2 separate regions of the Homo sapiens genome follow, and region 2 is linked to region 1. Evidence: chromatin contacts called from ENCODE Hi-C or POLR2A ChIA-PET data. All regions are on one chromosome and are shown on one strand. Each heading gives the region's core, a stretch centred on a gene start or an enhancer-like site at or near the end of the contact. The rest is flanking DNA. Distances are from core to core; before and after follow the strand shown. Region 1 has its middle 190 kb from the start of TSPAN5. Region 2 overlaps TSPAN5 (tetraspanin 5).

What was found. Hi-C counts contacts between places; a loop is a spot of excess contacts on that map. ChIA-PET counts read pairs that join two places held with the same protein, here RNA polymerase II (POLR2A). Pooled maps may share reads with other maps.
Region 2: a loop to region 1 is called in a map of mammary epithelial cell, with 2.9 times the contacts of the local background. The contact joins two enhancer-like sites. A Hi-C loop is called at or near these places in 2 of 168 maps with a recorded cell type or tissue (PC-9 and mammary epithelial cell) and 6 of 50 pooled maps. POLR2A ChIA-PET finds 5 or more read pairs at or near these places in 1 of 52 experiments (H1).

Annotation. Positions count from the first base shown.
Region 1 is chr4:98,465,521-98,469,316 of GRCh38, reverse strand. No RefSeq gene overlaps it. Among named protein-coding and RNA genes, the nearest start is that of TSPAN5, 190 kb to the left of the region's middle. Within about 2 kb of position 1,581, at least 11 of the 41 ENCODE cell types and tissues checked have a DNase peak (open chromatin) inside an H3K27ac peak, as active enhancers do.
Region 2 is chr4:98,584,916-98,588,711 of GRCh38, reverse strand. The region is part of intron 1 of TSPAN5 (tetraspanin 5); the gene reads left to right. Among named protein-coding and RNA genes, the nearest start is that of TSPAN5, 72 kb to the left of the region's middle. Within about 2 kb of position 1,776, at least 3 of the 41 ENCODE cell types and tissues checked have a DNase peak (open chromatin) inside an H3K27ac peak, as active enhancers do.

The DNA.
Region 1 (3,796 bases), core at 332-2,831:
AAGCTTATTAAATTTCTCTTTATTTCTGTTGTTGGGCTGGTTACCACTAACATCATTGCTCCTATAATTTAAAAATATACAGTTTTTAAATGTGAACTCAGGAATTTAAAAATATTTTGCATCATGAAGTACTTAAAGAAGTGCATTTCCTTTGTTCTTCCTCTTCCTTCTCCCAGGGAGTAATAAACCTGGACTTTTCTTTCAGCCTTCTTCCTGCCACAGGTCCCAGTTGTCCTTTCCTCAAGGGGATCCTCAAAGTGTCTCTTGGAGGTTTCTTGTGCAAAGTGATCATTCATTTCCCCGTGTTTGTGTGGGCAGGAATGGAGTGATTTTGCAGTTTCGTCTGTTTCCGGCTGGCTTGGACAGGCGCCCTGGGAAGCCTGTGGGCTGAACAATGAGGAGCTGGAGCCCAGTGACCTGGCAGGCCACCCCAACTCCCTTTGTCATTTATTCCACGAAGCCCTCCTTCTCTAGGGAAATCCTGTTTAGACCTCCAATGAAGAACTGGGAAGCCCTCTATAAACGCTGGCCAGCAGGGTTTCATGGCCAGAGCTCTCTCCAGTGAGGCCATGGGGCTGCTTCTAGGTGCTGCCCAATTCCAGAGTGAGAAGCCTAGTCTTTGAGGAGGAAAATGCAGCATTTGCCTGAAAAATACATTAACATTGGCTTTATCATGATGACACAATAAAATCCATAGAAAATCTACACATGATAACAGACAAGGCAGTCAGATGGGGGTGGGGGGGTGGGTGGGGGCAGGGAGCACGGCGGAGAAGCCAAACTCTGAACTTGGAGCAAAGCCATCCTTACACTCACCCGAGCCTTTTTGTTTGGAGGGGTTTGCCACAAAGAGTTTATAAAATTACAGTTTTAGGCCAGACAAGGTGGCTGGCTCACACCTGTAATCCCAGCACTTTGGGAGGCCAAAACAGGATGATTGCTTGAGGACAGGAATTCAAGATTAGCCTGGGCAACATAGCAAGACCCCGTGTCTTAAAAAAATGAAAAAAAAAATTTTTTTTAATTAGCTGGACCTGGCGTCATGCACCTGTACTCCCAGCGACTCTGGAGGCTGGGGCAGGAGGACAGCTTGAGCCCAGGAGTGAAGTATGATCGCACCACTGCACTCCATCCTGGTTGGCAGAGGAAGACCCTGTCTCTAACTTAATAAAATTACAGTTTTTAGGACTTCTTGAGGGATTAAGTACAGCTTGCTTTGGCGTTTTCATGCTGAGTGGTTCTCTTGTAAACTTGCCGCTGGTGAGAGGAGGCTGATTTAGTCCCTTCCTGTTATCCATTAGCCGGGGCTAAACCTCTGGGGACCCGCACTGGCCATTGTGATTTATTTTTCCACTTCTAGGAATTCCCAAGTAAAGTAAATCTAAGGGAAGAGCAGGCGAGTTCACGGGCTTTCACTGTAAATATGCCCCGAAAGGAAAGCAGTAGCAGGCTTCCCACGCTCTTGCCCCATACCGAACGCACGCTTGCATTCTCCGTGGGGGAAAGCTACTTTTCAGATACGGAGCGGACCTTCAGGTGCTGTGTCAGCTCTTGCATTTGCAGAGCAACTCGTTTGAACGGGAACGTTTTAATGGCCTGCCCTCTAGTGTCGACTGCGTAAAACCACTCCGGACTGGAGTTGGAATAGTTCAGGGATAAAAACACTGTATGTTCAGAGGCGCTTGTGCTTTGGAGAAACTTGAAGGTACACAGCTTATGTTGCCTGCTTAGGGCGGGTAGGTGTTTTATTTCCTTTACACGCTCCTGAAAATGGCAAGGCTTGTTTTGGAAAGATGAGAGAACAGGACGTTTTGCTCCCATCACCATCTATCCTGCTTGGGATCTTGCTGCTGGGAGTTTATCGCGGCAGGATGGAGCTGGGCCTTGTCCTCCCACCAGTTTTCAAATGTGGTTTCTAGACGACGATGGTGACTGCCTAAAGCTGCTCATCTTCCAGGCAGAGGCACTGTCCTAAAGGTGTCCTCAATGGGGCTGGGAGGACAATGCTCTGCACCCTCCCTCCCAGGGAACACCACCCTCCATTGGAACTTCAGAGGTTTTTGTGACAAAAGGCCCCAGGACCCTGGTTTGCACTTCAATTCCTCTTCAAAATGAGCAACTCTCCAGAAACAAGGAATAGAACATCTTTATATTTCTTCTAAAACCACCAGTGTGTTACTTCTACACACTGTACTTAGAAATACACACATATATGCATACATACCACCAGTGTGAATCACCTGGATTTTGCTTTGGTCTTGTCAGAAGCGTTTGAACCAGAACAACTCCATTGTGAATAGGACCTGGGTAAAATGAGGCTGAAACCTACTGGGCTATGTTCCCAGATGGCTAGGCATTCTAAGTCACAGGATAAGATAGAAGGTTGGCACAAGACACAGGTCATAGACACCTTGCTGATAAAACAGGTTGCAGTAAAGAAGCCCACAAAAACCAAGATGGCGATGAGAGTGACCTCTGGTCGTCCTCACTGTTACACTCCCACCAACGCCATGACAGTTTACAAATGCCATGGCAATGTCAGGAAGTTACCCTACATGGTCTAGAAAGGCGAGACATGACTAATCCACCCCTCGTTTAGCACATCATCAAAAAATGACCATAAAAATGGGCAATTGGCAACCCTGAGAACTCCTCTGTCTATGGAGTAGCCATTCTTTTATTCCTTTTTTTTGTTAATAAATTTGCTTTCACTTTATAGACTCACCCTGAGGATGGCTTGAGCCCAGGAGTTTGAGACCAGCCTGGGCAACATAGTGAGACCGTCTCCCTACAAAAAATTTTTCTAATTGGTGGACATGGTGACACAAGCCTATAATTCCAGCTATGTTGGAGGCTGAGGTGGGAGGATTGCTTGAGCCTAGGAGATGGAGGCTGCAGTGAGCCATGATTGCACTGCTGCATTCCAGCCTGAGCAACAGAGCAAGATCCTGACTCAAACAAAAAAAATACGTAAAAAAGAAAACAATCAGCTGGGTGTGGTGGCTCACACCTGTAATCCCAGCACTTTGGGAGGCCTAGGCAGGCAGATCATGAGGTCAGGAGATCAAGACCATCCTGGTAACACAGTGAAACCCCGTCTCTACTAAAAATACAAAAAATTAGCCGGGTGTGGTGGCGGGCACCTGTAGTCCCAGCTACTCTGGAGGCTGAGGCAGGAGAATGGTGTGAACCCAGGAGGGAGAGCTTGCAGTGAGCCAAGATCACGCCACTGCACTCTAGCCTGGGAGACAGACTGAGACTCCAACTCAAAAAAACAAAAAAAGAAAACAATCAACATTTTGTGGGACATTTTAAACATAGAGAATGATTTATTATGATTAAGTCATAGTCTGCATTCTGTATTTATTTGAAGTAAATTATCTTAAATTCAAGTTGTTAGAGTGACTCAAGTTTTATAAAGAAAATAGCCATATTTCCACACTTGTGCTGTCTTTAGTCTTGTTACTTTGCAACTGAATCAGGCCCACTAGTTCTCTGGCTACCTGTTGCAGGCTGGGTACTAGGGGTGAATATATCATCTATCCCTTGAAATAACAGGTCACATTTATTGACTAGAAGTTTACTGTGTTCCAGGCAGGTGTTATAAGCACGCTGCATAAGTTCCTGAGGAAATGTAAACTGATGGAGGGGAAAACCCCACATGTGGAAAATTTCCAATTCATCAAGAGCTAAACTGACATCTCTCAAAATGGTGCCTGGTTGAGATACAGGAAGAACACAGGGGTTAATGGAAGATGGTCTCAAGAAGGAAGAGAGGTTTGGTCTGGGCCCCTGG
Region 2 (3,796 bases), core at 527-3,026, 120 kb before region 1:
TATGCCTCAGGGCCAGCTTATCTCTTTGAACATCGTAACTGGATATTCTTTGGCTTCCTTTTTCCATTATTTAATCTTACTAAATTTCTCTTTTATTTTGAAGCATTGGGAATAATGAGAAAACTGGAAGATTTCAACAATAATGAGTGGAAATAATATGAAGGACCTATGGGAAGAGAGAATAAATTATATTAAATATATTCAAAGCAAAAGATGAGAAAAGACATTCTTTAAAAAATAGTGATAATGTTAAAATATCTTTTTTAGAAGTAATAGACTTGGGAACAGAAAAGGGATGTTGTTAACTTTTTTTTTTTTTGAACCGAAGTTAACACCCAGCACTGTCCTTTCTTTACTTAGCGAAACATACGGTGGAAACAGATTTCTGTGATCTTCTGCGGTCTCTGTTACTGGCCACCCCATTCATGTGACATCGGCACACTTGGCTCATTTAAAAGGCTTCTCAGTGATGTCTTGAAAGCCTAATCCTTTTTCATTTTATCTCTTTCATCCTGCAGGCCATGATGAAGTTAATTCGTTTTAACTTTCCGAGACACAACCACTTTTACAAAACAGGAAAATGAAAGGACTCTGAAAAGTGTGACACAGAATATCTAGTTTGCAGAATAGACTGTGCAGGGCGGGAGGATGGCCGACGACGGGTTTCATTTAGGAACTCAAAGTGAAAGGACAGGGCAAGAAGTGTAGTGAACACCTTCAGGGAAATGCCGAAGAGACCAACTGTTATTTGAAAACTTGGATAGGTTTTGGGGCCCCAGATCCAAGCACCTTGTTTTGTTGTTGTTGTTGTTGTTGCTGTTTTTGAGACGGAGTCTTGTTCTGTCACCAGGCTGGAGTGCAGTGGCATGATCTTGGCTCACTGCTGCCTTCGCCTCCTCAGTTCAAGCGATTCCCCTGCCCCAGCCTCCTGAGAAGCTGGGACTACAGGCACGCACCACCATGCCCAGCTAATTTTTTTGTATTTTAGTAGAGACAGGGTTTCACCATATTGGTCAGGATGGTCTCAATCTCCTGACCTCGTGATCTGCCCGCCTCAGCCTCCTAAAGTGCTGGGATTACAGGCATGAGCCACTGCGCCCGGCCAGCACCTTGGTGTTTATGGAGATGGCGATGTGCCTTGCTTCACTGGGGTATGGATGGGCGGAGTTTCTGTTCCAGACTTGCTTGTCTTCCCCAACCCTGCCTACCTTCTTTAGAGGAGGAAATATATGTTCAGTCTTCATGGAGCTAAGAAAAAGCCAGACAGCCGAGGAAGAAGCTAATAATTAGGCTTCTTTGGAAGGTATGAGACAAATTGGCAGCATGGTCACCCGGGAAAACACAGTGGGGCTTTGTCTGCAACTAAGAACTCTAGAAATCATGGTGTCTGGATACCACGGGGTTTAAGCTGTGGAAGCCTCAGCCTGCGTGTGGAAGCTGGGCTTTCTAATTGGATCACTGGCACACACAGTGCTGTTGCTTCTTCTCTGCCCATGTCCCCCAGAGCATCTATCTGCTTTTGTTACTGCATTGTTATGAATGCCCTTCTTTGGCGCCCTCCACTTTTCCTGAAGGCAGGCTGGGAAGCAGCCCTTGGCATGTGTGATGGCTGCGCTGCATGCTGGCCATCGAAGGATGTCCATCCAAGGAAAAGCTGCTCTCCCTCAGCCCTCACCCTTGGCTTTTGCCCCACCCTGCCTCCCAACTGCCGGTGCATTCAATTCCCTGCCTTTGTCCAAGGGGCAGGACAGGGCACGACCACTTTGGCTCCCCTTTTCCCTTTGGAAGCCAAAGTCACTCCTCCAGCTTCAGAACTGTGAGTTTCTTGTGCATGCCGCTGGCTTGGTGGGAATATGAGAATGGGAACTCTAACTCTCACTGTGTGAAGAGTTGGCAAGGGTGCATGTGCACGCTATTGTGTGTTATCTGTAAGAGAACTGCAAAAACAAGTGTCTAGAATTAGATTCAGTGCTTCAGGACCCCCTCTCCTTTCTCCATTTAGATTCCTCAACAGAAGCTGCTTTTCGCTTGATTAACTGTAACAAACTCTCTTTGGAGTTTTGTATTTTGGAAACTGCATTGCCAAAGGAAAATCATTATGTCTGCTGTAAAAGCCCCAAATAAATTCCTCCTAGGGTAAATGGAGGAAAAAGAATAGAAGGGTTTAATCTATCATCTTGCCTATTAGTGAAATACTTAGTGACCTAGTTCATTTACATATTAAATGTGCTAGACCTATTTGTGCCTTCTTTTTTTTTAACTTGTTACCTTGGAAACCATGCCCTGGCTCAGAAATTACACAAGGCCAACAGCAAATCTGCAGTCTGGTTTCTTCACACAGACAAGTCAGTTAATGGGGAAAGGTTAGATTGTCCCAAAATGTCTTCAGTCGTTAGTAGAAAAAGGAGAGGAAGGAGAAAAAGTGAGAAACATGTATTATTTTGGTAACATTTTCAAAATACTACTTTTAAACTAATTGGAAGGGATTTTACCTAGACTTAAGAAGAAAATAATAGTGTGGACTCTTAAAACTTCAGTCTGCTTTTAAAGAACTTTCCTGGTACATTTGGCAGCACTGGCATGAAAAGGATCAGCTATCAATTGACATTGAATTCCAGACCTACATTTAAGGAATCTTGACTCTCTCATTGCTTTGTTGTAATAGCACTGGTTCTTCCAGATTGTTTGGTGGTGTCTTATGTTCTCAGGCCAACTTTTCAAGAGTCTGAGAAGCAGAATTTAAAAATACGATTTAGTTAGCAGCTAGAGAGCAAAATTTCAGCCCATCTTCCCACCTGAATATGTAGCCTGCAAGTTCTGGGAGAACAAGGAACTTTACTGATCTTCTACAGTGTCTCATTTCACAGTGGAGGAGATTGGCACCCAGAGAGGTGAAATAAATTGCCAAGGGCATCCATCTGGTTTGGGGCAGTCTAGACTAGAAAACAGGCTTCTTAACACATCTTGCAGCATCATGGATGGAACTGGAGGCTATTATCCTAAGTGAAATAACTCAGAAACAGAAAGTAAAATACTACATGTTCCCACTTACAAGTGGAAGCTAAACAATGGATACACATGGACATAGAGAGTGGAATAATAGGCTGGGCGCAGTGGCTCACGCCTTTAATCTCAGCACTTTGGGAGGCTGAGGCAGGTGGATCACTTGAGGTCAGGAGTTTGAGACCAGCCTTGCCAACATGCTGAAAACCTATCTCTACTGAAAATACAAAAAATGGCCAGGTGTGGCGGTGCATGCCTGTAATCCTAGCTACTTGGGAGGCTGAGGCAGGAGAATTGTTTGAACCCCGGAGGCAGAGGTCGCAGTAAGCCAAGATTGCGCCACTGCACTCCAGTCTGTGTGACAGAGCAAGACTGCCTCAAAAAAAAAAGAGAGAGAGTGGAATAATAGACATTGGAGACTACCAAAGGTGGGAGGCTGAACGTTGAAGTATTGCTTGTTTGTTACAGTGTTCACCATTCGGGTAATGGGTACACTACAAGCCTAGAGTTTGTTGCTATGCAATATATGCACACCAGAAAATATGCACTTGTACCCCCTAAATGTATAAGAATTTTGAAAAAACTTTTTAAAAATTAGGTTTTTTGACTGCAGATCTAGTGCTCTTTCAACATTAGTCCTGACACAGATAAGTCACTTGCTTTGAGTTCTGTCAGAGGTAAAGCTGGGTGAAGAAATTGTGAGAAGAATGCTATTCTCTTTAAGCCAGCCACCAGCCAGCTTACTTGGGAAGCGGTGGAAGGAGGACACAGTGTATCCTCAAATGTTAAATCC